Linked DNA regions of Mus musculus: regions 1, 2 and 3 are each linked to region 4. Evidence: chromatin loops called from intact Hi-C (ENCODE). Cell type or tissue: heart. All regions are shown on one strand.

The links. A loop is a pair of places that touch in the nucleus more often than their neighbours do. Peaks named below come from ENCODE experiments on the same cell type or tissue, not always from the same donor. Only the 100,000 strongest peaks of a DNase experiment are listed, where the experiment ranks them.
Region 1: it touches region 4 in a loop (8-fold over the local background); 2 of 42 quality-filtered maps call a loop at or near these places.
Region 2: it touches region 4 in a loop (8-fold over the local background); 16 of 42 quality-filtered maps call a loop at or near these places.
Region 3: it touches region 4 in a loop (9-fold over the local background); 33 of 42 quality-filtered maps call a loop at or near these places.

The regions. Positions count from the first base shown.
Region 1 is chr8:93,092,504-93,100,503 of GRCm38, forward strand. It overlaps Ces1c (carboxylesterase 1C), which reads right to left. Exons shown (of 13, transcript NM_007954.4): 13 at 6,512-6,845. The coding sequence ends at 6,662. Among named protein-coding and RNA genes, the nearest start is that of Ces1b, 17 kb to the left of the region's middle. In heart, a CTCF peak has its summit at 3,086 (motif pointing left); no DNase peak of the experiment used is centred here.
Region 2 is chr8:92,879,091-92,887,090 of GRCm38, forward strand. Lpcat2 (lysophosphatidylcholine acyltransferase 2) reads left to right here. Exons shown (of 14, transcript NM_173014.2): 8 at 310-364; 9 at 7,476-7,558. Among named protein-coding and RNA genes, the nearest start is that of Capns2, 18 kb to the right of the region's middle. In heart, a CTCF peak has its summit at 4,889 (motif pointing left); no DNase peak of the experiment used is centred here.
Region 3 is chr8:92,995,024-93,003,023 of GRCm38, forward strand. Slc6a2 (solute carrier family 6 (neurotransmitter transporter, noradrenalin), member 2) reads left to right here. Exons shown (of 14, transcript NM_009209.3): 11 at 593-693; 12 at 944-1,111; 13 at 1,991-2,062; 14 at 2,603-6,644. The coding sequence ends at 2,626. Among named protein-coding and RNA genes, the nearest start is that of Slc6a2, 38 kb to the left of the region's middle. In heart, CTCF peaks have their summits at 2,040 (motif pointing left) and 3,846 (motif pointing left); no DNase peak of the experiment used is centred here; H3K27me3 peaks cover 383 bases.
Region 4 is chr8:92,814,895-92,822,894 of GRCm38, forward strand. No RefSeq gene overlaps it. Among named protein-coding and RNA genes, the nearest start is that of Mmp2, 8.4 kb to the right of the region's middle. In heart, no CTCF peak of the experiment used is centred here; a DNase peak (open chromatin) is centred at 3,487; H3K27ac peaks cover 408 bases; H3K27me3 peaks cover 318 bases.

The DNA.
Region 1 (8,000 bases), 280 kb after region 4:
TATTGAATTATAAAAACTAAATAATTTAATTTTTAACAAAGCACCCAAACATTTGGATGTAATAAGGAATTCAGTGTGCATATGAAAAAAATTTCATAAGAAATAATGAAAAAAAAAAGAAACTAAAATGTTAAATGTGAAACTAGCCCAAGTCAAATATAATCTTTTTAATACAATGGGTCAAGTAGGAGATAGACTATCAGGAATGGATAACAAGAAACTGAATTAGAACGTGCAGACACTGACAAAGACCTAATGAATCCCTACACACTGGAGAGGAAAATGAATACTTCCAAGAAACCACAGGAAAGAATAAATTATACCAGTATAGTAGTGAACCAAACAAAGAGGAGTGATACCCAACATTACAAAAACAACAAATGGACATGAATAATAATGCTCGAGAGTCTCTAGACAAAAGATGCAGACTAGGAGATCAGATAGAAAAGAAATCGGGATCCACCTGTTTGTTGCCTCCAAGGAGTGAGTGTTACCATGGAAGACAAAGAGAGCCTAGGATCAAATGATGGAGAAGGCTTTTCAAGAAGGTAGAAGCAGAAAGGAAGAAATTCTCTTTGTTCCCCATCTGAAAGACATCAAATTGGTATTTGTCAGGAGTCACAGAGAAGGTTACTTTATATTGATTAAGGGAAAAATTCATCATGAAGATGTGACAATTCTGAACATTTATACACCAAAATATCAGCACTACAAGTTTCTAAATGAAAAAAAAAGTATTTGTTTTAAATAGATTGAACCCAAGGGAATTATAGTGGGTGACATTAGCACTCCACTGTCACCACTATATAGAGTACCTTGACCTAAAACCAGAGAACCATCTGAGGTAAATGACATTAATATAAGTCAAATGGACCTAAGAGACTTCTGCAGGGCATCCCATCCAAATACTCCAGAGCCCAGAATCTTCTCAGCAGCTCATGAGACTTCCTCTATAATAGATAATACGATACCCAGAGCAGACCTTAACAAATGAGAAAAAAAAAAAACTGACGCATTTTTTTTGTTTTATATCTGACAATGAAACGAACCTAGAAATCAACAGCAAAAGAATCTAGAGAAGAGACATAAACTCGTGAATATTGAACAACACACCTTTAGATGACAAGGAATCGTTAACAAAGTTAACATGGAAAGTTGACATTTCTTGAAAACTCAGCACAGCTAAACTTCATGGTCGTGATGAAGGCGGTCCTAATGAGGGTCAAGGGAAGAAAAGGACAATTTCCAGTGCACTTTTATATGGCTGGGAGCTTTCTGAATCTTGAGTAAGAGGAGGAAAGCCCTAGGTTTCCTCATTAGTTTTTTTGTTTGTTTGTTTTGTATTGTTTTGTTTTGGTTTTTTTTTTTCCACACTTGGGGAAGAAGGGAAAAGGAAAAGTTAAGGGCTCCATATAAAACTCTGAGTCAGTCAGAGGAATATCATTCCATCTCCTTCTGGAGCGGCTTCTTTCAGCTTTGGCTTCTTGCCTTTGTGTTCCTCACCAGATCTATCCAGCAACTGGCATCAGGGACCTCAGAAGCCGCTCACACTGCACAGCTCCTCCCCAAGGGTTTGCTTTTTCCTCAAAACACCTTTAACTCTTTCTCCACCCTCGCTTGGCCTGGTCCATCTCAACCATCCCTCCTTAGTCTTAGTGCTCAGTGAGGTTCCACACTGGGATACTGGGGGCAATGGCATGGATCTGATATACAGATAAGTGCTTATCTTTCCAAACAGTTAGGTAAGAGTATCCTAGCATAGCCTTGTCTAGGAATTTTAGTGGCAACAGTGCTCCTGGCCCCAGAAAGGTAAGCTGTTCCCTTCATCCTTTTATACCTCCATATGTCTCATCTTTTTTTAAATTTAAATTTATTGGATGTTTTATGTATTTTATTTCAACTGTTATCCTCCTTCCTGGTTTCCCCTCAAGAACCACCCTATCCCATCCCCCCTGCCCCTGATTCTGTGAGGGTGCACCCCCTCCCCCCTTCCCACTCCTACCCCACTGCCCTGGCATTCCCTTACACCGGGGAACGGAGTTTCACAGAACCAGGGGCCTCTCCTATGATTTTCTGGCCATACCACACCACTCCTTACTTTATTTTTTTCTTCCATCCCTTAACTATCCCAGCAAAATCTTTCAACCAGTATACAATTATAATGTACACTCATAACCAAGCAACTTGTTGTAGATTAACAAAGCTCTCCTCCTACTGATGCCAGACAATGCCATCTTTTGCTACATATGTGACTGGAGCCATGGGTCCCACCATGTGTACTCTTAGGTTGGTGGTTTGGTCCCTGGGAACTCTGGGGAGTCTGGTTGGTTGATATTGTTGTTCTTCCTATGGAGTGGCAAACTCCTTCAGCTCCTTTAGTCCTTCCTCTAACTCTTCCATTGGGAACCCCGTGCTAAGTCCAATGTTTGACTGCTAGCATCCACCTCTGTATTTGTCAGGCTCTAGCAGAGCTTCTAAGGAGCTGGTATATCAGGTTCTTGTCAGCAAGCACTTTTTGGCATCCTCAATAGTGTCTGGAATTGGTGTCTGTATATGGGATGGATTCCCAGGTGGGGCAGTCTCTGGATGGCTGTTCCTTCAGTGTCTCCTCCACACTTTGGGAACAAACGTTTCTATGCTAAGTCCATTTGATCTCTCCACAGTATTCATCATTTATCAGACATTTGCCAAAATGTAGTTTTCTCCATAGTAAAATAAAATGCAAAGATTTGAAATTAGAAACTTGTGGATCTTCAGTCTCAGATGCTTGTGAAGCACATATTCTACATATTCTGGAGAAAACAGCCAACCCATTTGATGATACTGGTTTCTAATATTTGTTTTGAGTCAGGGTTTCAGGCATGGCTGGCCTTGAACTTCTGATTCTCCCATCTCTGCATCCTAGGTGCTGAGATGACAAACATGTACCACCACACTGAGGTTTTGCTTCTAATGTGTCTTTGTGTTAAGGCTTCTAGTCTTGTCTGGATCTATACCATCTCAGCCATATACCAGCAGCCTCTTTGGTGCTGTGAAGGAAACCATGTTCTTTTATTCCTATGCTGCCCTCTGCTGGACACTGGGAAATACTCAGGTCAATAAGACTGGTGTTGGCTCTGGTTGCTGTCATGGAACAAGAGAAAAGGATCAATGCTGGTTGTTGGTAGGGCAAGCTTTCTCAGAAAAAAATAAAATAAAATTCTACTGTGGTGGAAAATAGAACAAGTTGCTGCTTGATAAGCTGAGGAAGCCTGTTAGGGACATATGCTTGCAGGATTTAGGAGTGGTTGAAAGAGCCTGGCCTTGGAAACACCCTATTTTGTGAAAATGTGGGGATGCCCTAATCAACATTGAAAGATGAAGGTATCATGTTAAAAGTTGTTAGTTAAAGTGCATATTCAGTGTCAAGGACATTAACAAAATGATTTGGAGAACTTTTTAGAAAATTAGGCTGTATGTACACTACTCTGCTCATACAGTGATCTTCTACAAGAAGTTTGGATCAGATTGTCAAAGTAAATAGATGTCCAGGTGCCATTCATGTACATACATAACTCACCCTCTTCTGTTCTAGGGATCTCTGACCATGCTATACCACCTCCCATTTGTCCCATGGACTGCCTTATTCTTCCGTTGCTCCACACTGCCAGTGGTTGACCTCTGGCCTCTCTTCTCTCTCCCTTCCATGTCAATCCTGAGAACTTCTGAAAATCACAACAACACTCAACTTTATCTTGGGATGTGTCTGTGTGTGTGTTTATGGGGGAGGTAACAAACATGTCATGCAAAGCCTGTATGATTATGGTTATGTGTACCCACACTGAAGACTTTCATGTTTTATTGGAGAATGGACCCTATTTTTACCCTGTAATGCTGTTTCTTGCAGTATCTGTTAACATGATATTCACATAGCCACCACATGTTCTTTCAGTATCTGTTTGGTATACTTGTCTCCTGCCTTTGGATTATCTCTCTCTCTTTTCCACTGTGTGTGTCTCTACTGGGAATGTATACTAACCACACCTCCCCTCCCTTAAAGAAATTGCACAGTCTTCTTACATGCAGCGTGGCAGTCTTAGCCACAGTGTGGTGGACAGGACAAAACTTTCAATCAGAAAGGAAAGGCCAGTGGCTTAGGACTTTTGTTGTTGGGACTAAAGCCAGGGTGAGCTTGTGAGGCTTGGATCTTACACTGGCACCAGGACAGGAAGTGCCCAGGCTTTCTAATCAGCTTTTCCAGATATGGAGATAGAGGTCGCAAAGTGGAGTCAGGCACTGTGTTACTCAGCACATAATTGGGTTTGGGCTTTAAAATCCAGTCTCGAGACCATTGTTAACTAATATGTTTAAGGCTATTTTATTTAGCAAAGTTATTAACAAGGTGAATTCCATTCACTACTTTCCCAAACGTTCATTTATTTCTTCTGCCATTTTCCAAGTTAGCTTTCTTTGAAAGCGAGAATCATTTATCTCCAGCAATCAATTACTATGAAACCTCTTTTTAAAAAAATTTAATGCCTGGCACTGCAAAAAAAAAAAAAAACGTTTAGGAGTTGTGCTTGGTATGCAATATTCAAATCTTTCCATATTATACATTGCATTTTGAAGCAGAGTTGTATAAATTACAGGAAGCTGAAAAATTGCTCATTACTGTAACTTATTCTCTTCCATCTTTGTCCTTTTTTTCCAGGTCCTTCCACTCTGTTCACCTGACCCTCCCAGAGGGTCTCTTTCCATACTTTTACTTTCCACTACAAGTAGACTTCAGTTAGATGTTACCTTGCATCTGCTGATGAAATGGCAGGTTCTGGGATCTGTCTTTGTAGCTCTGATCTAGTCCTAACCTTAGTGAGACCTCGTGTCCCCAGTCTTGGAATTGGGATCCTCTCAGTAATCCTGCCTCTCTCAGGTACCAAAAGATCCCTAGTGCCTTCACCCAGGACTGGGTCTTGCACTCGACTTAGGGAAACATTAAAGCTCTGCTTGCCTGGCCTCAGTGGGTCTTCAAAAGAGCTCTGGGAAGAGAGGCTCCCATACTATTTTTGCAGAGGTAGTGGGGTTTTGTTTTTTCACATAAATAAGTTTGTGCATTATTGTGTATTTGGACCTTCAGAGACAGGTGCCATGGACTGGTCTCAGTCAGCCCCCCTCAATCTGCTGGAGAAATCAGGGTTCCGGACAGGTGGGCAGGAGTTGTTGAGAAACGACAAACAAATACAGACACAAGGGAGTGTGCTGTATTTGAACGTAATTTGTCAAATTGAGCACCAGAGTTTTAATACAGAAGAAAATAGGGAAGTTAGGTGACACATCAGCAAGGTACAATGAGGTTACCTGATGCTTAATAACTCTTACACAAAACAGAGAAATGCAAACACAAAGACTGGCAGGAACTGGGCAATAAAACATCTGAGACAAAGTCAGCTCTGTTTAAGGTTAGCTATATTCTTAGAAGCCAGGGTGAGATCTTTACACTCCGGGCCAAGGGCTTTCATGCCTAAGTCATGGTTCTAATTAGGGAGTTCTGCTCTAGCTAACCTTCTCAAGAATAATGCAATACTCTAAAACCACAGCCCAATCTACTTCCTAAACCATTGTAAATTCCTGTATATGGGAGCAACTTGGCTTTTATTCTAAGTGATAGTGTGTGTGTGGGGGGGGACTTTCTACTAATAAGTAATGTAGTTTGCCATACATAACTATAATAAGAATTCTAAACTTACTTTGCTAAGCTTGCCCTGAAATTTCTAACTCTATGTAGTAGATAGTAATGCCTGATTTCTTTCACTATCTCCCTTACAATATTAGAGGCAATTCTGAATGTCACTGAATAGGCAACATTCTTACTGAATTCCAAGCCCAGGATTGGAATACCTCAAGGACTTCATAGGGCATTGATGAAGGCCAGGAAGCAAAGTTCAAGTTTGCTTAGGTATGTGGCAAGTCATTGCTTGAAGGCACCTATAATAAAACAATACTGAAAGAAAGCACAGAGATCCATTTGCAAGGACAAAATTGGAGCATATGTGCTATTGGATGCCACAGTTCCAGGAGACTAAGTTTCCGTGAACTTTTTGCCTTGGGACTGTGTCCAGGCTTTTGGCCTGTCATGAGTGACACTACTGGAGTGGATGTAGCAGACAGGCTTTGTCCAGCTTTCCTATATGCTGTCATTCTTACTCATGAACACCTGGATAACATCAGTGGAGAAGTCTGTGATGAGTTCAAAGTCCTCTTTGGGTTTGTAATTCTCAGAAGATTTAGGCTCACACACTTGCCCAGAGTGGAGATTAGCATGGCAGTGTGACAATGTTGTCTATGTGGAGATGAATCATAAGGTAATAATCCTATCCTACCTTTCCTCCAATCAGCTATCTCCCCTCACATTCCAGTAACCATTACCCAGATCTTCACCTGAAAAGGTGTCTTTCTATGTCAGTAGCTCTCTTCATCCTCCCACCCCAACACCCATGAGGATGGATTCATTTTCAGCTCAAGACACAATCCCAGATTTGATTTCTAAAAGGAAATTTATTTTCAAATTGTGATACTGTACTATTGTGCAGTTTCCTCTGTAAGATCCATCTTTGGTGAATAGTCATCCTTTGTGGAATAGCTCCATTTTCGCTCCGCTGGTCCTGAGACTGGCAGAGCCTCCCATTCATTTGTGTTCTGTGTGTTCAGTAGGGTCTGTCTCAGGTGGATTCTTAGCCAGGAGCTCAGTCCAGAAAGCCACTTCCTCTGCTTTCAGTCTCTGGGCTTGCTGGGTAGTGGCTCCAATCTGTAGATACCCTTCCTGCTCATCATATTCTGGCCAGTGAGGCAGCCCCTCCCCATTAGGGTTCCTGGAAACAGAATCAAATAGATACCTCTCCTGGGCATATATCCAGAAGATGCCCCAACGGGTAAGAAGGACACATGCTCCACTATGTTCATAGCAGCCTTATTTATAATAGCCAGAAGCTGGAAAGAACCCAGATGCCCCTCAACAGAGGAATGGATACAGAAAATGTGGTACATCTACACAATGGAGTACTACTCAGCTATTAAAAAGAATGAATTTATGAAATTTCTAGCCAAATGGATGGACCTGGAGGGCATCATCCTGAGTGAGGTAACACATTCACAAAGGAACTCACACAATATGTACTCACTGATAAGTGTATATTAGCCCAAAACCTAGGATACCCAAGATATAAGATACAATTTCCTAAACACATGAAACTCAAGAAAAATGAAGACTGAAGTGTGGACACTATGCCCCTCCTTAGAAGTGGGAACAAAACACCCTGGGAAGGAGTTACAGAGACAAAGTTTGGAGCTGAGATGAAAGGATGGTCCATGTAGAGACTGCCATATCCAGGGATCCACCCCATAATCAGCATCCAAACGCTGACACCATTGCATACACTAGCAAGATTTTATGGAAAGGACCCAGATGTAGCTGTCTCTTGTGAGACTATGCCGGGGCCTAGCAAACACAGAAGTGGATGCTCACAGTCAGCTAATGGATGGATCACAGGGCTCCCAATGGAGGAGCTAGAGAAAGTACCCAAGGAGCTAAAGGGATCTGCAACCCTATAGGCGGAACAACATAATGAACTAACCAGTATCCCGGAGCTCTTGACTCTAGCTGCATATGTATCAAAAGATGGCCTAGTCAGCCATCACTGGAAAGAGAGGCCCATTGGACACTCAAACTTTATATGCCCCAGTACAGGGTAACGCCAGGGCCAAAAAGGGGGAGTGGGTGGGTAGGGGAGTGGGGGTGGGTGGGTATGGGGGACTTTTGGTATAGCATTGGAAATGTAAATGAGCTAAATACCTAATAAAAATGGAAAAAAAATAAAAAAATAAAATAAAATATTAAAAAGGAAAAAAAAATAATTCCTCAAGACTGCTCTGTGGCCCTCCATCCCTCTGAGGTCTGAATGGATCCCTGGCTTATCTCAGCAGTGAGGCTGACAACCTCCATAGAGAGCTTACATCTTTAGGAACGG
Region 2 (8,000 bases), 64 kb after region 4:
AGTAGACTTTGGGTACTTTCTATAGAGACTTAGGCCTGTGAGTGTGCTATCAGGGCAAGTGTACATTTGAGGTTTGATCTATTTGAGCTGTAGCTCACACTCACTAATACAACATAGTGACTGCATTTGGTGATTTCGTTTTTCAATCACAAGTGTAGTTGTCTAACCCAGAGAGGATTCATGGCTTGAAAGTAACATATCTAAATCCAAAATATATATGTAGCGTGACGTGGGAGTTCCCATGTGTGAAGAATACGCTGTACTTGTATTGCTGTGCAAGAGAGAATAGGCTTCTCTCCTCTTTTTCAGCCTCCAGCTGTGTGTGCTCACTTTCTGTCAACTCTTCACGAAGGTGGAGATTGAGGTAAGCCGTTCAGATGCAGCCTCCGGGCTTAAGATGATGTAGCCTCTGCTCTGACCCTGAATCCTAGCTTAGAGGCTGCAGTCCAGCACCTTTCAAATTACCCGCCCAGTCTTACAGATTCGGTTTGTAAGAGATTTAGCTCCTGGAATCCAGCCAGCAAGCACATGTAACTTCTGAGACCCCCCAACATGCTAATCACTCAGGCAGGTAAAATGTGCCTCCCCTCTCCCACCCTTGTCCATTTTAATGCTGGCCCATGCCTAGTTTAATGTCCCACACCCAACCGAAAGAGCAGTGCTAGCTGGCCGAGCCAGCTTCCTCGAAGACGAGTTGTATGAAAGCTGAGAGGTAATACTTGGGATGTAGACAAGAGAAACCAGCTTCAGATGCTCGCACAGCCTGCTTTTGCATCTGTGAACCTCTAGGGAGTTTTGTGTGGCTCCTGTCCTCATTCACAGGACAGACTTTGAGTTTCAGGAGCAGATGAAGAATGGGTAGATGACTAGAACCTTTTCAAACTTTGGACCCAAATATGAAGACCCTAAGAGTTGGTTCTAGATAGCAAGTGAGGCCCTCAAGTCTGGCATCTGAGACTCTAGCCTGGATATGTGCCAGTTGTACCTGTGGGTCAGGCAGTGGAAGTAGGGGCTGGAGAGATAGCACAGAGGTTCAGAGCACTGGCTGCTCTTCCAGAGGATCGGGGTGTGATTCCCAGCACCCACATGGCAACTCACAGTTTCAGGTTATTCACTGCCCTCTTCTGACCTCTGCAAGCACTGCAATGGTAGTACCAGTATACATGCAGGCAGAAACACTCAAACACATAAAGTAAAAATAAATAACATTATTCCTAAAAAGAAGAAAGAAAATGTTACACTTTTATATACTACAGAATTCTGAGTGGAGGCTTGTGCTCTAAGTGGCAGGACTGTGACATTTAAAATACTATTTTCCCTTGCTGGATAACTTAATTGTTTAACTATTCATAGGTATGTACCAATCCCAAGTGATACACAGGAATGGATTAGATTTCAGAGTGAGTTTAAGCTTTAGTGAACTCTTTGGAGATGTGTGTGCTATCCGAGTACTTTGAAGATACCTTTTTATGAGTGTCACTGTGTACCTAACCACTTTTAAAGCATCTGTCAGCATAGTCATAAAATGGAGCAGAGCACTTACTCTTGGGATAATCCTAGTTGCTTCTGTGGAGGGAAAGAGCTAATCTATATCCCACAACATTCAGCAAACATTAGGGCAAATACAGTGAACTAGGGGTCTTTTCAGAACCTTTGAGGTTAGAACACAAAACTCTGTGCACAGAGGACACTTGGGGCAAGTTCACACTATTGTCCCTAAATGCCCTGAGCACTGCTCTCTCTTCTTTAGTAACTGTTTATGTGGTCTAGCTCTAGTTTCTTTTTCTAAAAAAGAAACCAACCAACCTATACTTAAAACAACCTTGTTATCACCTCTGCAGACTTGGAAAGCTATAACACACACACACACACACACACACACACACACACACACACACCATACATACACCACACACTATGCATACTCACATCACATACCACCACAAACATACACCATACACAACCCCCCCCACACATATACCATACATACACCACACACTATGCATACTCACATCACACACCACCACATACGTACACCATACACAAACCACACACACAGACACACACACACACACACACACAACACACACACACATATCCCACACACACACACACACACATATATACACACACACACCACACACACACACACACACACACACACAGACACACACACATACACCACACACACACAATATACACCACACACACAATATATACTACACACACCCCACCATCAGTTACCCTTCCCCCTAAGTTGATCATTCTCTAGTTAAGAGGCAGCTGCAGGTGTGGGGTGCACACAGCCCCGGACTTTCCTGCCTTGCATCCATGTCGGTGATGAAAGTGCATTACATCAGGGTCCATAAGTTCCCCATCCTGTCCTCTGACTGCTCTTGCCACATTTCCTTTCCGTGTCAGGAAAAAGCAAGAAAGAAGTTACAGTATTTGCATTCCCCCTCTGGCAAAGGAATGAATGTATTCTTTGTCCCACAACTTCACAAAGTGATGACCAGCCTTGTTGAACGTAGTTGAATCAGTAGGGCATTGAGCTGATATATTTGGATTGTGGTGCAAAACTGGAATTTATTGACTTTTAGTTTAGTATTCTTCGTTTTGTTCTATTTATTTTGGATTTACAGTTCTTTCTCCCATGGAGCTCATGACTGCTTTACTCATTTTCTTTTCTTTTATGGTACTGGGAATTTCATGCAGGGTTTCACACAAGCTAGACAAAGGTTATACCACGGAATGACATATATCTCCAGCATTTTTTTCTTTTTCCTATTTTAAGAAAGAATATTGCTAAGCTGCCCAGATGGGCCTCAAACTTGAAACTCTCCTGCCTCTGAGTAGCTAAGATTAAAGATGTATACCACCATGCCTGGGTCTAGTAGCTACATGATATTTGAATATTTTAGTTCTCCACTGTTTGACTATATCTCAGAAGTGCAGCCCAGCAGCCTTTCAGGCAGTATGTGTGGCCACGCCCTAGCACTGACTAATAATCTGGGCCTTGCTGCTGAGACTCAGGCTTCTATGTAACTTCAGTGGCAGAGCTGAGCTGTCCCACAGCAAGCTTGTTGGTCATTTGTCTCTGGAATTGCAGGTATCGAGGTGAGCAACTCTCTCTTTCTCTCTCTCTTTTTTTAAGTGATGGAAATCTTTATTTCTGATTCCAAGTCATTGTTATAAGCATGCTATTAAAACACCTTCAGCCTTGAATAAACCTAAGCCAAGGCTTACCACTCAAAAATATGGTATTAGGTTTACACTTTTAAAAGTGAACTTGGGTGAATAGTGACGATGATGATTGTATATTATATAACATTCTTATGTCTTCAAAAAATCGATTGCTTAGGGGAAGTTCAAATGCAGTCAGATATAACAGCCGATATATTCTCAGAAATGCATTTTTATAAACATTATAGACTGTACTTGTACAAATTTAGACAAAAAAAAAAAAGGCTTCTCCACGCATAGGCTTTCTAGGTTATGTGGTAGAGCCTGTTGCTTCTCGACTGCAAACCTGCTCAGCATCTTACTATTTTAAATACTGTAGGTAGTTATGATACAACGATAAATACATATACATTTAAAAACATGTCTAAACATCTCCATTGCAATCTCATGGGATCATCCTTATATACTTGGTCCATTGCTGAACACAGTGTTTTGCTGCACGCATCCGTATGTTTGAATAATTTACTTAAATATCCAAAGACCTTAAAATTATTTATAATTTTGAATCTAAAACAGGCCTTTTAGAAAAACCCCAATTTTACATCCTCACATAAATATACACCAGCCACAGGTATACTTGTCCAGGCAAAGCAACTTTGTTCTGGAACTTGACAAAATTCTGAAACTTCTGAGTATTAGTAGATATATGAGCGTTATAAAACGCATCATATTTTTCCTACTACTACCTGCCTCTATGTGAAGGTAAAATTACTTCAGCCTCTCTACATCTGTGTTCTCACCGGCGACTGAGGATAATAACACCTTTTTATGGGGTTGTGAAATTTAATAAGGCTACTTATGTGGTAAGCGTTCATTAAGCATTCACTTTTACATCCTACCTCATCTGGCAGTGTTCTTTCCCTGGGAAGGAAGCACCAGCGGATGCTGAGAGCAGTCTTTGCCCTTTTCCAAAAGGAATCATAAGAGCTACATCTGTCACACTTATTAGCGTTGACCTAACAGTGGCTTTGCTTTCTAAAAAAAAAAAAAGAAAAGGAAGATGGTCATAGTGCCAGCAGTTAGCCATCTTCCCCTTCTTAGTCAGCAGTTGGTAAGATGCGCTCGGTGTGGTTACGAAACAATGAGCGTTAAACTAGTTTTACAGGTGTTCGGTGTCAGTGGCAGGCGAGGTCTTGGCTATTGGATAAACGTGGGTAATACATCGAGGAGTTTTCTCTGAATCTTGTGTATGGTTTAAGGCTTCAGAAGACATGGGGTCCATAAAAAACACAGCACAAAGCTGCAAAACAGGACAGCACGTCTTCAACAGGCACAGGCTGTAAGACACAGTACAGCGTGGTGCGAACCAGAGAATATTTAGGCAGAGAGGGGAGCAGGAGCTTTCGTGCCAGAGGCAGGTTCAGCTGAGCAGGGGATGAGTTCCCGCAGCTGCCTGCCCGTTTTCTGGAGTTCAACATGTCATTGACTTAAAAAAAAAGTATATGGCAGTTTAAAAATCTTATTCCCTTATATTGTTTTGTTAGAAATTTAATAAACACTGTTTTTTTTTAAACCTCCTGTTTCTTCTTTGAATTTCATACTATGCAAGTGTAATAAATTTTACTATGTTAGGGCAGAAGGAAGTTTCAGTAACTGATTTGCAGTTTGCTGCTCTAGATTAAGTGATGTGGAGACCTCTGGTGGCTTGGTTGGTTTTTCCACCGTAAGAGTTAGATGTTCAGTAGAGACTTCTGATCAGAAAGAATCTTAGGAGTTTATGGGAGTCTAAGTTGCTCATTTGGCAGAAGGACCTGAAGCCGGAAAGGCTAAATGCCTCTCCCTGACTCACACTACAGAGCTATTCTCCAACACACTGTTGCTTCCTTGTAAAGTTAATAAGATAAGCATGTAGTATAAAATGGCCCATAACACATTGCTCTGCAAGCCCTTTACTTTTATCTTTGAAATGCCTCTTGTATCCCATCATGCTCTGCATCCTTATTCCTCCCATTCAGTGTCCCAAGGTCTTCCCTGGGGCCATTACAGCATCCTCCAGGCCCTTATTTCTCTCCTCCCAGTGTCTTCCTTTCTGGTACCCAAGTTACTGCTCAGAAACTCAGTCCTCGCAGTGGAGAGATGGATGGGTGGCTAAAGGCACTGGCTGCTTCTCCATCAAACCTGTGTTCAGTTCCCATCACCTCTTCTGGCTTCAGTGGCCCACGCATGCATGTTGTGAATAGACATATATGCAGGCAAAACACCAGTCCATAACATAAAGCAAACTAAAGAACCTTAGGCCTTGTCTTGGTCCACTGCTTTGTTCAAACTTTATCTGAGTCACCAACAGCCTAAAATTCATAGCATGCTTTACCATATTTGAATATAGGTCCATCTAAAAAAAATAATGGTATTTGTTTAGACAAATCTTTTTCTTTCTTTCTTTTGAGTTCTAGCCTGCCATCTATGTGTGACCTTGGCTACGTTGTTTAGTCTTTTAAGCCATATTTTTATTGTAAGTAAGAGAGCATTTCACTTTAGGAGATTTCATTTGCCTCAGAACTGACAGAGCCATCTGAAACACCCCTACCATAAGGTACCCAGCACAGTGTAGTGGCTCTTGTTGGCTGATTCGGCTCATCCATATGTCCAATATCTGCCATACTTCATGCAGAGCTTCCTGTGGGGGAGGGACTTCAGGGCCTGGTGCACGGACTGACACATGGGAGGTCCATTCTCGATCACTATTTGTTGAATGAACTCGAGTCATGATGCCTTGAGCTGTTTCATCTTTACATATTATCGTCCTCTATGATATACATAAGAGAATTAATGAAATGGCGCCCATGAGACATATTGCATGGTCCCTGGCTCAGAAACATATTTCAGTAAACAAGTAGAGGCAAAGTGGATGGCGCTTTCCCACAATCGAAGATTGGATTATCTATAGAACGTTCTCTGGAGCATTAGCGCTTTAGGGTGAATCTTCTCCCTGTCCGCCACCCACTACATTGGCTACATTTTCTTGCTCCCAGCCCCACTCAAAATTAATAATTTCCTACTCCTTGCTCTCATGATCCAGGAAAAAATGATTTGGTAGGAGAAAAGTAAAGTCTGGCCAGCCTTAGGATGAGCCAGGGCCATGTGGCTTCAGTAACATTGGGCTGGCAGGCTAAGATATTAAACCCATGTACAACTGTACTTTATGTGAGGGGTTAAAATGATGTGTTGATCTATCTTATTAAGACGTGGCTCTTCTTTGGAGAAGAAGGTCCTAATAATCTTGTCCAGAATACTGTATGTGCTGACAGACTATATTGAATATGGAATTAAAGCCTTCTTGGTATTGGAAAACCATACATTAAAGGGATGGAGGAGAGTGGATGAACTGCCTGCTTCCTGGCATGAACACCTCCTAACTCTAGCATTGGGAAGAGGGAGCAGGGATAGGCAGACCCCTGTGGCTCTTCAGCCAGAGAGTCTAGACGGCCAGTGAGCTCTGGGTTCAGGAAGAGACTGTGTCTCAAAAACAAATGAAGTGGAAAACAGTAGAGGAAGACATCCCAAATTTGACCTCTGGTCTCCACATACATGTGCACATATGAGCACATACACCCACATGACTTGTGCATACACACACACACACACACACACACACACACGAACTGAAAGGACAGTAAAAATTAGGTGTCAAAGTCAGGTAGAGAGTAAAGTCAAGTTCAAAATGAAAAACCAATAAAACAAAAAGAAAGAAAGAACAGAAAAGAAGAAAGAAAAAGGTGACAGACAAAAAACTAGAAAGCTAGTTCTGAAATTTAATTTTTTTAGGTAGAAAAAAATATAACAAAACATAATTTTCAATCAAGTAACTAAAGTGTAGTTGACATTGAAATGGATAGAATAGAAAATACTATAAAACATTTTTTTTAAAGAAAAGGTGGGGTGGGGAGAGGCCATCTTCACATAAAATGGAGATGAAGAGAGTCTAGCTCTAAGGAGGCTATGTTAGGCAGTGCTGTGTTGTAAATTCCCGAACTGTAGGCTTCAGTTCCCTTAAGTAGCACATTGAAGCTGGTAGTGACCATGGCCATCTTTTGAGAGTTGGGGAGGCGGTTTAGCAGAGTCAACCCTGTCAGGCTTCCATATCCCAGGTCCAAGCCCGGTGTCCCTTCCATGACATCTAACATGAGCTCCAGGAAGGACCACAACTGAGGTGTGTTGACTGATCATTTAATGTATTTAGCGTTCACTGTCTTGGGCCCAAGGATTGCTATGGGAAGACGTTTGTCTTTCAGTTTATGCCTGTGCAAGCACCCAGTGAGGAAGAGAAGAACGATCCTGTCCTTTTCGCCAGTAGAATCCGGAACTTAATGGCTGAGTAAGTATGTCCTGGAGGTTTCAACTGATAATGAGAATTAATGGTAAATATCATTTAACCCTCCAACCCCCATGGTTCTCATTCAGCAACTCTCTTCAGATGTAAAATGGTATGCTGATGGACACAGGCAGTGAAATAATCGACAGATATTTCCCAGGTGCTGCCTCAAACCAATAAAAGCATGCCTCAGGTAGAAAGAGCAGTCAGTGTCTTCCATGGGTGCTGGCCTGTCACTGCAGAGCATCGGGGTGGCTCCAGGCATGTGTTCTAAGGCCACTTTTCTTATTCCCTGTGCTGCCCAAGGCCGGGTGTTTCAAAGGCAGTAAAGATTACAGTGCCCAAAAGGAAGAGGCTTGCTTGTAGAAAGGATTGGCAGAAAGAAAAATAGTTGCTCGCATGGAAGAATGGCCAGGACAGCGTTTAGAAACTGCACCACAGACGG
Region 3 (8,000 bases), 180 kb after region 4:
GTGAAAAATGAACACATGGTTTTAGATCTATAGGCCCCAAATATTGCATAGAATCTACTGATACTGATTTTTTTTCTATTATGTGTCTGAACTTAAAATTTAAATAGGTATCCTGGATTTTACTTACTAAACTGTCAAATGTGTTCTAACTGCTCATTTCCCCTTGGTTAATCTTATTCTTACTCTTTCTGAAAGAGATCGCAGTGAGAGTGTCTAACGGTCTCTCTTAGATTCTGATTGAGGGTGTCCATGTGCATGAACATATGGACAGACAAACTGTTTACGAAGAAAGCCTAGGCTAGAAGAAAGAGCCAGGCTGGAATCCAGGCACCTGGCTACTCAGTCTGGCCCTCCCTTCTCTGAGCTCTGGCTTCTGTCTTATAAGATAATCACAATGTCACATGCAAGGTGACTCTGTCAGCTCCCTTGTTTGCCATCATCAAAGTGCCTGCCAGGCTTCCTGCATTCCAAGGTGGCAGTCTCCTGCCACCTGCCCTGCACTCTGACAGCTTCTCATGGAATGGCTTCAGGGGGAGGCCCCAGTCCTGCATCTCTGGGCTCCCTGTGACACGCTTGCCCCATGTGCTCACAGGTGTGGACAGGTTCAGCAATGACATCCAGCAGATGATGGGGTTTAAGCCAGGCCTGTACTGGAGGCTGTGTTGGAAGTTCGTGAGCCCCGCCTTCCTCCTGGTGGGTAGGGTGTGGCTGGGGTGCCTGTTGGTAGGGTGGCTGAGTCCAGGTTGGGGGCAGGGTGTGCATACTTATTTCCTAAGGAAGGAGGTGCTGGGGTCTGGAAGCCCTGGTCATGCAGGCCTTAATGGGTGTGGAGGGTGTTCCATCTTAGTGGGAGTCCGGGCAGGTCCCCCAGCTGCTGTTGTGTGGCTCCAGCCTCACTTGCTCCCTGCATCCTTCTTCCCTCTCTGCCCCTCCCTTCCTGCAGTTTGTGGTGGTGGTCAGCATCATCAACTTCAAGCCGCTTACCTATGATGACTACACCTATCCTCCCTGGGCCAACTGGGTCGGGTGGGGCATCGCCCTCTCATCCATGATCCTGGTCCCTGCCTATGTCATCTACAAGTTCCTCAGCATACGCGGCTCCCTGTGGGAGGTGAGCTCTGGGTGGCTGTTGTGGCATGAGGGTGAACATGGCTGTCCTGTCGAGGTAAGACAGAGATAGAGGATACTTTGATTTAGCGCACCTGCCTCATTTGCTGAGAAGACCCACCCCGAGCCTCAGTGTCTACATCTGTAGCCTGAGAATAATACTGTGTAGCTTGGAAGAGAAGAAGACTTGAGTACTAAGTAAAGAACCTGGCCCACAGGAAGTGCTTCCTGCATGCTTCCTGCCATTTCCATGGCTGTTTCTGCTGTTCACATGAGAAGGCAAAGCTCCGCCATGCCTGCCCCCTTTCAATGTGTGAGATGCCTTCAGATATCCCATTTCTCTTTGTATGAGCCCTGCAACCATTTTTCTAATCATCACAATATGATCAGCTTAAACCAGGGGTTTCTGAAATCATAGACATAGACATAGACATAGACATAGACATAGACATAGACATAGACATAGACATAGACATAGACATAGACATAGACATAGACATAGACATAGACATAGGCATAGGCATAGGCATAGGCATAGGCATAGGCATAGGCATAGGCATAGGCATAGGCATAGGCATAGGCATAGGCATAGGCATAGGCAGACATAGACATAGACATAGACATAGACATAGACATAGACATAGACATAGACATAGACATAGACATAGACATAGACATAGACATAGACATAGGCATAGGCATATCATACCCACACACAGCAGAGGTACCTCTTATTCTGACTTAGTATATTATGACACTTATTTGGCTGCACAAACTATTGTTGGTGGCCTTTTCAAATATCCCTACTTTGTAAGGCAAAGACCTCACCCCTGGGCTGCTTTCCCTGGTCTCCTGAGGCTCCCTCCCTTCTCCCTTCTCACAGAGAGTGGCCTACGGAATCACCCCGGAGAATGAGCACCACCTGGTGGCCCAGAGAGACGTGAGACAGTTCCAGGTAGATGCAGAGCTGAACTTGGGTTGTGTGGGACAGGATATGGTGGGTTCTGGTTGGCTGTTCCCTGCTGGGCGCCCCCAAGAGAGGTCACAGGAAAGTCTGGATGGCAGTCACCTTCATTTTAGGGCCGAAGGTGAAGGGGGCAGGAGATGAGACTGCTGTGAGTCCAGCCAGCCTCCTGCTGTTGCTGTCCTGTTTTTCTTGGCATCCTGAGATGCCAAGTGCTGGACTTTTCTTCTGCCTCTGAGTTGTCATGTTAGTGTCACCACGCTAAGCTGAGTATGTTATACCTTGAAGGCATTAATAGCATGTTGCTGGCCCAAGCAGTGACGAGGATACTTGTTGACCTCCTCCTTTTGGGGTGGTTTCTTTGCATCCAGCCTTAGCACCAATTAGGGAAGGTGTTCTGGGGTCTGGGTCAACAAGGTGGCTATTTGTTTTGTCTGCTCTTTGCTTTGTGTGGCCCCAACCAGCTGACCCCTTCCTCTAAGTGCCCACTGACTCTGTCCTCACTGTAGTGGCCTTGCTGTCCTTTTGCAGTTGCGGCACTGGCTGGCTATCTGAACCTGGCAATGTGGAGGAGGAGGAGGAACCCATGTGCCAACGTCCGGGTCCAGGGCACCCTCTTTGCCCCCATTCGGATACCGCCTTGGGATTCCTCTCCTGGAAGACACCTTCCCCGTCGCTCCCGTTTTCTCATTTACTAATGATTCCGTGACGCTGGTTTTGTTCACCTTCTGTTCATCTGGCCTGGAGGCAAGCGAGAGTGGAGAACTGGTGAGCCTCAAGGAAGAGGCTGGAAGGAGGAAGTGGGACGTGAATTCTGGAACTCTGGCTTGAGGGCAGGTTTACTGCATTTGGAGCACACCTCAGCTGAGGTCCACAGCCCGGGCAGAAACCCCTCCCGGATTTGCTTGTACTTCAGATCATAAACAAAATCTTCCATTCACCCAGGCTGAGAGGAGATTGGCTTCTGGTTAGATATCAAAAGCCCAAGCAAAGCCTGACAGGGTCTGTGTGGGGGCCAAGGTGTGCAGGTTACCCCTCTCTTTCCATTTATCCTGTCACCGCTCCAGCATCTGAGCCTCTGTTTGGGAGTGGGGCTTTATTTGCACTGAAAATGCAGCTGGTAGATACTCTGAGTCTGGGGGCAGGGCGTTAGGCAGAAACTCTTACCTAGCTATCTAGTTAATCAAAGGCTGGTTTTGGTATGTTCTAGAATATTACTCTAACTTCTGATGTTTGGAGAGCCCCCAAACCATGATTTTAGGGGAAGAATGTAGCTGCATCACCAGTGAGGGAGTTCCCCAAAGTCAGATCCTTTAGAAAGGTGGTAACCGCTAGACAAATTGTGCCTGCCAAGGCCACCTGCCAGTCTTGTTCTGTCAGACATATGGGTAGTTCCCAAGACCTTCCTAGGGATTGAGACAGGGTCCCTCTAAAGCCAGATATGTATGCCCATCACAGGGATTTCTGTCCTGGGAGGCCAGGTGGGTGTTGTAGGACAACTTGATAGGCTGCCATGGTTCTTTGTGGTCTTCCCCTGGGAACCTCAGCAGACAGGGGTCCTGAGCAGTAGAGTCCATTGGCTCTGAAAATGGCCTGTTTCCTTATTTACTTGACTTGGCACCTTGGAGGGCACGATGGGGCTTACCACAGCCCAGCCCAGCCCAGCCTCTCAAGTCCAGGGATGGTATTCTGACTGGAGGGGACAGTCAGATGGCTTCAGGAAGTTTCTAAGTTTCACATGTGACACAAACTTGCAACTACTGCCCTCTGGTGGTTAGGTTTGGTTCATTGAGGGAAAGAATGGTTTGGTAAATTGATGGCATCTCCTTGAGCTTTATGTTTCTGGTTTGAGTCTCTTACGCCCTTTCTTGAAATCTAGAATCATAGGTTGCCATTGTGATAGTAGGATTCCCTTCCTAGGTTGTGTGTGTGTGTGCGCGCGCGCATGTCTATAAGTGCACATTTGTGTGTGTCTGTGTATGTGTATATATGTTTGTTTATATGTGTGTGTATGTCTGTGTGTGTCCTTGTGTATGTGTGCATGTCTATGTGTGTATGTGTGTGTTGGTGTGCACGTGTGCATGTGTGAGTGTGTGTGTGTGATTGGAGTCATGTAGGAGGCACATGGAGAAACTAGGATGTTCCCATGTCCCATGGAGGCTGTAAAAATAGGCCAGGTGAGGCCAGCTGGGGATGGGGAGATAGTTTACTCTGAGGACCACCAAAATTTCCCCCGAATCAGAGTCCTTGAGTTATTCCTTAGAGGAAATTTTGTCTTTCCATGTAAGAAGGCCATGTCAGCTCAAGGCATCCCGCATTGGCAAATGTCTTGGAGCACTGGGGAAGAGAAAGCTCTTCCACCCCATTTCAAGGTAGGTGCAAGCCAGGACCCTGCTAGCAACAACCTCAACACTTCTCATGAGTAGTAATTCCTTTCTAGTTGTTACCTTTAAAATATTGGCACACACCTTTACTCCCAGCACTTGGGAGGCAGAGGCAGGTGAATTTCTGAGTTCAAGGCCAGCCTGGTCTACAGAGTGAGTTCAAGGACAGCCAGGGCTACACAGAGAAACCCTGTCTCGAAAAAACCAAAACCAAATATATATTGTACTATTTAAACAATCCATGCTTACCCTCCCTGCCTCCAAGCTGCCCCATAGAAAGGAAGACTGCTTCCTGTCTCCCCACTTCCCTGGTGAGAAGATGAGAAATCTCGCTTGGTCAACATCTCATCTCCCTAGGGATCTGGGTGGAGCCTCCATCCTCATCTTGTCGTCACAGTCCAGAGCACCAGGGGACTCCTTGTTTACCCTTCTGTGGGCTGACACCAAACAGAATGCACAGAGTCACACTTAAGGGGGAAGAGTGTTTCTTAGCAGAACAAAGTGTTGGGAGGGGGGCAGAAGGATGTTACTCATCTCCCCACACTGGCTCCCTGAGAGGCATTGTCCTCGCCTTTGATGACAAGTCACCCTTTGAATAGTGGGGCCTGAGAAGCAAGCGTCCACCTGACTGTCTTGAGAGCACATGCTCACAAAACCTGGGTGCCTTGGATCAGCACAGGGCCACCATTTTCTCGTTGCCATCTGAGTGGCCTCTTCACCTGCAGACACTGCTCCCTCCCAGGGGTTGAAGTTGAAAATGTGGTGCTAGCCGAATGAGCCCCAGACTAAAGCAATGGTGCTGCTTTGTGGCAAAGTTGGCTCCTGAGACTGGGACAAAGTGCTTTGTGTTTGTACGCCCAGGTGCTCTAGTGGGGGAGCGGGGAGACACCCAGAAAGCTCCTGGAGGGTCTCACGAAGGTGCTAGGAGGTCACCTGTACCCACCTTTCCACCCACGCTTGCCAGATGGGGGCTACTCTGTCATCATAAGTAATGCTTGCCCTCTGTGTTCTGACTGATTTTTTTATTTTAGTAGTATGGCTCATCCAGGGCCAGCATTCTCCCAAGTACCGAATGTGACACTCGACGCTTTTGATAATTAATCTGATTTTTAGAGAATTGTTTTCTATGATATGTGAGACCTTTGTTTAAGACTTTAGCATTACTTAGTCTCTGCCTGCCAGTCTCCATTCTAGAGTCAAGTGAGACAGGAGAGAAAGTGGATACTAACTCACTGCAGATATCCTACACAACAAAGGTCCCAAAACTGCCTTAATTCCTGCCCAGGTGGAAGCCAGTCCCCTGCTGCACAGTCATCCAGTCTAGGTTTTCTAGATTTGGTAATGTAAGATTGACACGTTCTTACCAAAGAAATCATTTCTACCCCATTAAGCTCACTCACTTCATGTGTTTATTTCTTTTGAAAACTATGGTGAGGAAGTGATCAGAGTCAGTGTCTGGTGTAGTGGAAGCAGCTCGGCATTTAGAGTTGATTAGCAGTGGCTCTGCAGCCAATTAGCTATATCTTGAGAGAGGAACTTTATATCTTTAGATTTTGGGAGGGGGGCACATCTCTATAAAACAGAGATTTGATCATGTCATCAAAGGACACATCCTATTGAAAACATAAACCAGAATAAAGTATAATAACATCCTTGTGCTAAAGTCACAATGAAGAAAGCAGATCAGCTCAGAAGCTTCCAGAAGTGACCCCATAACTGACCATCTATTGGGCTTAGAAATAGAGGTTTCTGCCTGCAGAGCTTTGATATTCCTGTAATGTCCAGTAGATCCTCTTTTTCAGAGTTTTCTTTTCATCTCATGCCAGAAAGCCTTGATGTTTGAGAAGAAGTCAAGTCTAGCCCAGTCGATTTGATGCTTGGGTAGCATTGAGAAGGCAGAGGGTATCGCTCTGCCCTGTGTTTGCTGGCCTGGGCACCCACAGCTCTGCCCACAGGCAGGGTCCCTGGCCCTGGTTGGTGAATGTGAAGTCAGGGGCACCTGTCCTTGCTCTACTGTCTCTACGTCTGTGTAAATAGGATTGTTTCATTCACATCTTCTCCGTGTCACGGACCGTCCAAGTATCGTGCGGATCTCTGCGTCTGCTTTGGATTTATTTTGAAAGTTCTCTTTGTGGAAAAAAAAACAAATAAATGTACAGTCTAATAAAGGATATTTCCTGTGCCGTGTATTGGGTTGTACAGTTCTGAGTGCTTTTTTCACGAATGTAAGAGCTGTGAGTTACACAAAGCAAGTGCCCCTGTCTCTGATGGGTCACTGACTGGCAAAGAACAGATTTTGATCACAGTAACCCACCTTTCACCCAAAGGGCTGCTTTGAGACGCCAAGAAAGAGATGGGAGACAGAGGAGATTGAGAATGTGATGATAACTCAAGGGTTGGCAGTCCTCTCCACTCCCCTCCTCACCCTTCCCCTCTCCTCTCCCCTACCCTCTCCCCTCCTCTGCCCTCCCCTTTCTCTCCCCTCCTTCTCTTCTCCTTCCTTCTCCTCTCCTCTCCTCTCCTCTCCTCTCCTCTCCTCTCCTCTCCTCTCCTCTCCTCTCCTCTCCTCTCCCCTCCCCTCCTCTCCTCTCCTCTCCTCAACCCTCCCCTCCCCTCCCCTCCCCTCCCCTCCCCTCCCCTCCCCTCTCCTCTCCTCTCCTCCCCTCCCCTCCCCTCCCCTCCCCTCCTATCCTTTTCTCCTCTTCCCTCTCCTCTCCTTTCTGCTCCTCTCCCCTCCCATCTTCTCTCCTCTCCTCTCCCCTCCCCTCCTCTCCCCTCCCCTCCCCTCCCCTCCTCTACCATCCTCCCTGTTTTGTTCCTTTCCTCCTGATTTGTACTCTGTTCTTCTCTGGTACTTGGAATCAAACCCAGGCCCTCAAACCCAGGCCCTCAAGTGTGCTGAGCACACGTTCCGCTCCCCCCCCCGTCCCCTGCTGAGCTATGCCCTTGGCTCCCACACATTTTTGTTTAAATACAAAGTGAACGTCATGGGACAACATGTCTGCTGTCTAATTTTGTTTTGGTTTGTCATTCCTAGGCCTGGCTTTCAAAGACATCAGAATCTCTGCTGGATTGAATTGGATGCACAATTTAGTGTAGATTTTTTTGTGGGCACACTTAGGCCCTTGGAGCTCATGGTTGGCTCTGCTTGAGTGAAGTTGTGAGGTCAATATAGGTTTTTGTCTTCTTTAATTTTTTCCTCACACAATATATCCAGATTACAGTTTCCCCTCCCTGTTCCCTCATGTTCTCTCATCTGGATCTACCCTCTGCCTGTCTCTATGGGATAATAATAAAATATAGCATAATAATATAGAACAAGAACGAACACTGGGAATGAACAAAACAATCAAACATAAGGAAGAGAGACCAAGAGCAAGCACAAGAAGCAGATACAGGCCCAGAGCCTCACTCATCCATGAACTTAGGTAAACACACTGACCTGGAGCCCATAATGTATACACAAAGGACTGTAGGGTGAAAGAAGAGGAAACATGACTAAAATATAAAACATCCCTGGCACGACATTGTGAGATCTCCAGTGC
Region 4 (8,000 bases):
TCCTCAGCCTCCAGTCTCTCTCTCTCTCTCTGTGTCTTTCTCTCTCTCTCTCTTTCTCTCTCTCTCTTTCTCTCTTTCTCACCAACATTTGTGGCTAGGGAGCAAGGATGCTCAGAGAAGGGCAGGGTCTACAGCTGGATCACATAGCTGGGCCTCTGTTGTCCTCATGTCCTATCCCACCCACCATCCAGGGGTTCTGTGTTCAAGGCTAACTGTTTTATATATGCATGTGTGGGCCTGGAAGACTTTTCTGACCCTGGCTCCCATACTTCACATACTCTTGGCCTTCAGACCTCCACTTCAGTGGTGCCTCCTCTAAGAAGCCCTCCCAGATTCCTTTTAGAATGGAAGGACTGGCACACTTACTTGAGTGTCCTGAAAGTCTGTCTGTATTCTGGTGCATGCTGAGCCTCTCTGTACCTGTCAGGTCCAGCCAATAGGGCTACTTCTTGTACATGGTCATGAACGTTCTTGTAGTGTGAACACACATCGACCATGCCACAGGTGCCAAATGTAGTGCAGCGCCTTCTGAGCAGATCAGATGTAAGACCAGCCTTTTCTGTTTCCCGTATAGGGGCGGCAGGGCAGGTAGGAGAGCAGGGCCAGGTGTGACAACCTGGGAATCTGAATCAAAGTGCCCAGTGGCTCAGAAAGGAGGCCTACCAGGGCCTCAACCTATTTTGTGCTCAAGAATAACACTGGGCATTGCCTGCATGGAAGATGTGGAAGCTACAGACCTCTCCCCTTGGCCCCCAGTTCCAACAAAGACCCTCTAGCAGTCTTTGAAGGAGGTTCCAACAGAGAAAGGAGGGGGTCCTTGCCTCTGTCAAGTGGGATAGTGCAGCCACAGAGTGGGGAAGACAGAGGACCCTGTGACTGGAGCAACCTGGGAAGGGTGGGACCCTGGGGGAGGTGTGGCTGGGAGGCAGGGTGCAAGGTGTTTGGGCATCTGAGCTTGGCTGCCAGGGCAACGGGCAAGGCCATCTGTGCCAGTATTTCTAACTAAAGTGAGGCATGCCGTGCCAGAGCTGAGGTCCGGGGCTGTAGCAGCCGGGAGCAGGAGATCGTGCAGCTGCTGGGGGAGGATGGCTTCTGCTCATGAAAAAGAGATTCTACTGGATTCTCAGAAAACAAACAAACAAACAAACAAACAAACAAACAAACACAAGCAAAACAGAGCCAGGCGTTGTCACTGGAAGGACTGGGGTAGCCCTCAGGCTATTGAGGCAGAGATTGACATTTTCCAAGAGCAAAGTCTCTCTATGGGGGTCTGCTAAACTTCGACTCCTGCACCTCAGCCTAGGCCCCAGGCCGCCTAGTGCACGGCTACAAAGATGGTCTGTTTCTCCTTCTTAGGAGAAGAGGAGGTTCATCTGTATCTGCATCATGTAGACCCCAGGCCTGGGATCCAAGCCTGGGAAGTGAGCAGAGATAGCCTCCATCAGTGCTTCTTCACCATCTTCAGTGCTCCCTCCCTCCCCTCTGTGCTCCCTCACCATCCTCAGTGCTCCCTCCCTCCCCTCAGTGCTCCCTCACCATCCTCAGTGCTCACTCACCATCCTCAGGACTCACCCACTGTGCAACCTTGAATGAACTTCATCTCTGGGTCTTGGTTTCCTCATACATAGAGGAATACTGTTCATAAGAATACATCCCCAGGGGTGTTTCCAGAACCCCATAAACCAGCCAACTAAAGTGCTCTGAATAGGATCAGCTAACAAAGTAACAAACATGAGCTTTTCTCATTATCTCTGCCTGTGATTAGCAGGTTAGTCCGCAACCCTTCTTCACTTTAGCTGGGATAAATATAAAAGCTATGGTAAGAGGCAGAGAGATAGATAAATAAGAGCCGGTAAGTTAGACTGAGAGCCAGTAAGTCCTGTCCCAGTGATGAGGTGGGCTCCTCATCATTGGTTCTCTTGCATAGTCTTACACTCCAGGCCTTGAGAGTGTCTGCCAAGCACTCTGTCATTGAACTTCAGCCCCATGCCTTCAGGTGTTGGACATAGGTTATTGAGCTACTGTAGCCCAGCCTGGACTAGAACTTGCTATCCTCCTACCTCAATGTTCAAGTGCTGGGGTTACAGGTATGTGCCACCCAGGACATCTTAGCCCCGGCCATTCGTCCTGTGCTCTAAGGGTGACCAGAAGTGCTAACAGGCAGTAAAGACACTCTGGTAAATAGGAAAGGGAACCTATTAACCCTGTGACTGGCCAGGGGGGCCATGCGGGCAAACACACCCACAGACGTCTCCTTATAGCCAGGCTTCTTGAACAAACTTCCCAGAGCTAAGAGCATGTGAGCACTGAATCTAAAATCCAAGCTATATGGTTAATGCATCCTCAAATTCTGAATTTGGATACTAGATATCACTTGGATTTTTATTTATTATTAGGTTTTTGGGTGTTTTGTTTTGTTTTTGTTGTTTTGTTTTTTGCTTATTCGCTTTACATCCCACTCACTGCACCTGTCACACCCCATCTCCCCTTTCTCCTTTAAGCTGGTGAGTCTCCCTGGTTATCCCCCCACCCTTGAACATCAAATCTCTGTGAAGCTAGGCAATCCTCTCCCACTGAGGCCAGACAAGGCAGCCTACCTAAAAGAACATATCCCAGGTACAGATAACAGCTTGGGATAGACCCCACTCTAGTTTTTTGGAACCTACATGAAGACCAAGCTGCACATCTGCTACATGTGTGCAGGGAGGCCTAGGTCCAGCCTGTGTATGTTCTTTGGTTGGTAGTTCAGACTCTGAAACCCCAAGGGTCCAGGTTAGTTGACTGTTGGTCTTCTTGTGGGGTTCCTATTCCCTTTGGGCCCACATTTTTTCCTCCTGTTCTTCCATAAGAACTCCCAAGCTCCATCCACTGTTTGGCTGTGGCTGTCTGCATCTGTCTGAGTCAGCTGCTGGGTGGAGCCTCTCGGATGGAGGACAGCCATGCTGACAGCCATGCTGGACTGACTCTTGTCTCCAAGCATAAGAATGTATCATTAACAGTGTTAGGGATTGGTGCTTGCCTGTGGGATGGGTCTCAAGTTGGGCAGGTTATTGGTTGGCCATTCCTTTAGTCTCTGCCCCCCTCCCCCATGCCTGCATTTCTTATAGACAGGATAAATTTTGGGTCAAAAGGTTTCTGGGTGGGTTGCTGTCTCTATTGCTCCACTGGGGTTCCTGCATGGCTATATCAGGTGGCCTCTTCGGGTTCCATATCCCCAAGGCTGTGAGTCACAGCTAAGGTCACCTGAATTGTTCCTGGGCACCTCCCCTATCCCAGGTCTCTGTCTCTTCCTATCACTTTGGTGTTTGTTTGTTTGTTTGTTTTTTATCTACTTGAGGCTGAAGCCAATGGGACTGTGAGGCTTAAAGGGGACAGGACTGGATGTGATTGTCCATAGAATTCACTAGGTGGAGCTGAAACCCAACGAATGTACCAACCCAGGAAGTGGACACCCTGAGGCTGCTCTTCCAATAGCAGCCGCCAGATGGCGAGGCCTGTCCACTCTGAAACAGCTGGCCTGAGAGAACCAACCAGAGCTCTGAAGGATGATGGCCTTCCCAGCCTGGTGCTTCCTCCCTCAGAGGCCTTGTGCCAGGAACAGTGAGGGGCATCCGATTTCATTCTTACTAGAGCCCCAAATGGCAGTGGCTAAGACACTTTCCACCTAGACACAAGGCTATACTCAGTAGGCACTAGAAGACTTTCATCTCTTAAACTAATGTATGCACAGTCACACACACACACACACACACACACACACACACACACACACACACACGCTCAGAGAGAGAGAGAGAGAGAGAGAACAGCTGTGGGAGGGAAATCTGCAGAGAACACCTTATTATAAAGAGAGTGGTTGGTTTGTAAGCCTCTGCTGCAGGCTTACCTGGCAGTGTTAAGTGAATAATAAGCACTACCCATGTTATCACAGCCCTGAGTGTCCATTTCACTATTACAGGACCAATAAAAGAAGTGAGGTTGCCACAGAGTTAACAAGCCACCATCTGTACGTGAAGATGGTTGCTGATGACTGGCTCTGAATCAGGGAGGACTTCCTGGAGGTGTGTTTTGAACTGGCTTTGAAAGTATAATAATCTTGGATTGACTTCTGGACCAAGGGGAGTCAGGAAGTGAAAATCATTGAGGAGAGGAGGGGATGCTGGAAGTGGACTAAAGACAGTAGGGTGGGGAGCAAAAGCTGTGACTGGAGTACCAGCTACAGCTGCAAGGAAATATTCAACAGCCCCAGGTTCCAGCACTGTGTAGACTTACTGTGTGTCCTTGGTCAAACCACTTAACTTCTCTGGGCTCTCTTCTTCTTATCATCAGCGAAGGTCCCACTGGGTGTTCTGCGGCTCAAAGCAAGCTCCTGGGAATGGCGGGTGTTCTTTGTGTGTAGTCTTGCCCTCGCAAGGCCTCCTCAGTGCCTCAGTTTAGTTCCCTCACATCACCATGGCGAGGTGTGGGATATGATAGTTCAGGAAGTATACAAGAACTCTAAAAACAGAAAACCACAAGGACGTCCTAGTGTGGATCCTACATCCATGGCCTTGAGTGGATCATCTCAGTTTTCTCAGCTCTAAGCCAGGGGTACCAGCACCTGCCCGCCAGTCTGTCTTTGGGTGTTCAGCCTATTAGACAGAGAGGTAATACTGCCACCTGTAGGCATCATCTTGACTGACAGTGGTGAGTGAGCAGCCTTTAGCACACAAAAGATGGCCCAGCAACTGTGTCTGCGCTGGGCTTCTCTCCAGGGCTCCTTCTCTGTCCCCGCTCCAGCTTAGAAAGGCACTACCCAAGAATGCCAACGCCTTCAAGGAAAAGCATTCTTATGATTCAGGAGCCGTGGTGGGGGACCCGTGGTGCTGCAGATGCCAGGACCATCACAGGATGGACCCACTCTGGGATGGAGGATGGAGCTGGAGATGCTCTGAGGAGAGGAAACTGAACAAGAACAGCTCAAGGCTCAGCAAGACCCATCCCTCCTGTAACCCAACCTCAGGAATTGTTAGCCCTGAAGTGTTTTCCCTGGAACCCTACAAAGAGGCTTTTTATCAGAGAACATGGTAGACAAGCCTACTTGTTATACTTTGCTGCCTTGGGAAATCTCTCTGAGGGGTCCTGAAAGCTGAGCATTAGGGTTTCCCATCCAAGGGGCATGGATCAGTGGAGTCCTCCCTGTTGGGGGATCCCAGCCAGTCTGAGGCAGTCCAAGAATGAAGAGCTCACTGGTCCATAAACCCGAGCTTCCAGAGAGCAGCAGGGACAGGGTCCCTCTGTCCATGAACTCCTGGCCCCCTTGTGAGGACCTCATATCTCTTCTACCCCGTGGTGCCAAAGCATAAAGTTTTGGGTTCTTAATGGAGGGAGAAGTGCCAGGTACTCTGTCTGGCACCGTGATGGTAGCTCACTAGCCTTGATTACCGAGGCCTGTTTCTTAGGGCACTCTTGGGTACAAATAATAAAAATGCTACCTAAGTTGCACTAAGTATTGAAAGATCTCATTGAACTGGGAAATCTAAGGCTATGTTGCTTTCAGGTAAAGCTGGATCCAGGGTTTCAAAGTTACTGAACTCTTCTGCCCCTTCCTCCTTTAAGGGATATCCCCTCCCCCACCACCAATATATACTCACAAATTCAGTGTCCAGGCATGGTGCCTGTAATCTCAGTACTCAGGAACTGAGGCCAGCGTGGGTGACAGAGAATAAAAATAAACTGAATAAAGTATAAATGGGTTGGGAATGTAGCTCTACAACAGCTCTCTCCTAGCATGTGCAAGATCCTAGGATCTGGTGCACAGCTGGGAGATGGGGAAGTGGGAAGAGGAGGAGACAAGAGCGTGGGGCAAGCAATGGTGCAGAACTCAAAGTTCAAGAGGGGAAGGCAGAAAGGTGGAGATGGTAAGGACACGAACTGCTCTTCTATCCTTTCAGGTCAGCTAGGACTTCCACATACCTGGGCTAGCTAGCTGGTCTACCTAACTGGTCTAGCTAGCCGGTCCAGTGTAGACCATACAGGGTCTTGCCTGTCCCCTGCCTCCCCAAGTGGCTTAAAGGAAGTCTGCAGTCTCTGGTACTTGGGCCTGCCTTTCCATCCATCTGCTCATGTTTGGAGAATGATTCACTTATTCAAGTTGTTGTTGAAACAACAAGTATTTATTGAGCAGCTACAGTGTGTGAAGCTGGTGACATCACTGACATTCTCATGCTGGGTTCAATACAAAGAAATGAAATAAGTGTTCGGAGAGCTGGAGAGATGAGTCAGCAGGTAAGAAGGTGAAAGGACTTGCTACATGAGCAGGGGTCTCAGGACTCTGTTTTTCACAAAGCCAGGCAGTCTTAAATGCATATGGAACCCCAGTGCTGGTAGAGGGAGGAGGCAGGAGCAAAGAGCTGAGACTTTCTGTTTACCACTGTGATAATTTGCATATGCTCCACCCAGCTAGTGGAATGTCATGCTTTGAATAAGCTTGGCCCAGGGAGTGGCACTTTTAGAAGGTGTGGCCTTGTTGGAGGTGTGTCACTGTGTGCAGGGGCTTTAAGACTTTCATCCTAGCTGCCTGGAAGCCAGTATTCTGCTAGCAGCCTTCAGATGAAGGTGTAGAACTCTCAGCTCCTGCTGTGCCATGCCTGCCTAGATGCCACCATGTTTCCACCTTGATGATAATGGACTGAACCTCTGAACCTGTAAGCCAGCCACAATTAAATGTTGTCCTTGATAAGAGTTGCCATGGTCATGGTGTCTGTTCACAGCAGTGAAACTCTAACTAAGACACCAGCCTAACTCTAGGTTCTCTGAGAGACTGTTTGTCAGAGCAGAGAGCAATGGAGCAGAACATCAGACATTCTCTTTTGGCATTTCTGTGTGCATATAAACACATAAACATACATCTCACACACACACACACACACACAAACACACAGAGGCATGCACACACACAAACAAGTAAATGACTTAAAGAAAAGAGTGTTTCCAGATGAATGTCACTACCACAAAGGTGTCAACACCAGCGTGAATCCTTTCAGGGACAGTCAGTCAGGGACAGATTCACTGAGGGTATAGCACTTGAACTGACATGCCCCCCTCCCCCCAAATGGCTTTGCAGGCCTATGGAATGCTCGCTGAGCGTGACACTGAAAGCCTCAGACAGTGTTGGAGCTGGCCTTGCTGTAGGGTTGACCCTAACCCTAGGGGGAATGTGACTGCAAGGGAGGGGACTCAGTGCCACAGGCTCCAACTCTGCAGGCCATCCTGCATCACCAGTGTGTGGCAGCCTAGAACCATTCCCATCCCTGGCGCCAGGGAAGCCTTTGCCAAGGCCTCTTGAGGGTTGTGAGTTCTGGGCCCCGGGGAAGGGATGAGGGTGGGTGACTGGGGGCGTGCCTCTCAGATGAACAGGAGAGACCAAGACACAGTGACAAAACGGGGGTGGGCAAGGGGTGCTCAAGGGTCATGGCTTCCCAACATTTCTCAGAGGGGTAGCCTCACTCATATAAATAAATAGGCTTCTGGCAAAGATAAACCAAAGCCAGTTAAGGGGACTTAATGGCTTGCTCAGTAAACCTTCAAATGTAGCCTAGCTTTTTTCAGGGCTGGGAGGCTAGACGGCCTAGTGGGGGCAGGGAAGAGGAAGTGGGAGGGGGTTCCCCTTTCCGCTTGGTTCATGACCCCATCATCTTTGTGTCATCTCTGCTTCAGGCAGGCCCTGGTCTTTTACTGCCCTGTACGGATCCAAGCTCATGTACAACGGAAAGGCAGGTGCATCCCAGACTCAGTCCAGCGAATGGCTGGTTTCAGGGGATTCTTAAAGCTCAGCTCTGAGTTCTGCTTTGCCAAGGGGTATGGATTCACTTTCCATCCAAGTCTATGCCAAGCAGCCTCTGTGGAGCTGGAAGTGTGAGGCCAAATCTTGTAAGTTCAGACTCCATTTTAGAGAACCCAACCTAAGTTTGAACTCAGGTAAACTAACAGGCTGGTACCTAGCATTCGTTTCCAAGTTG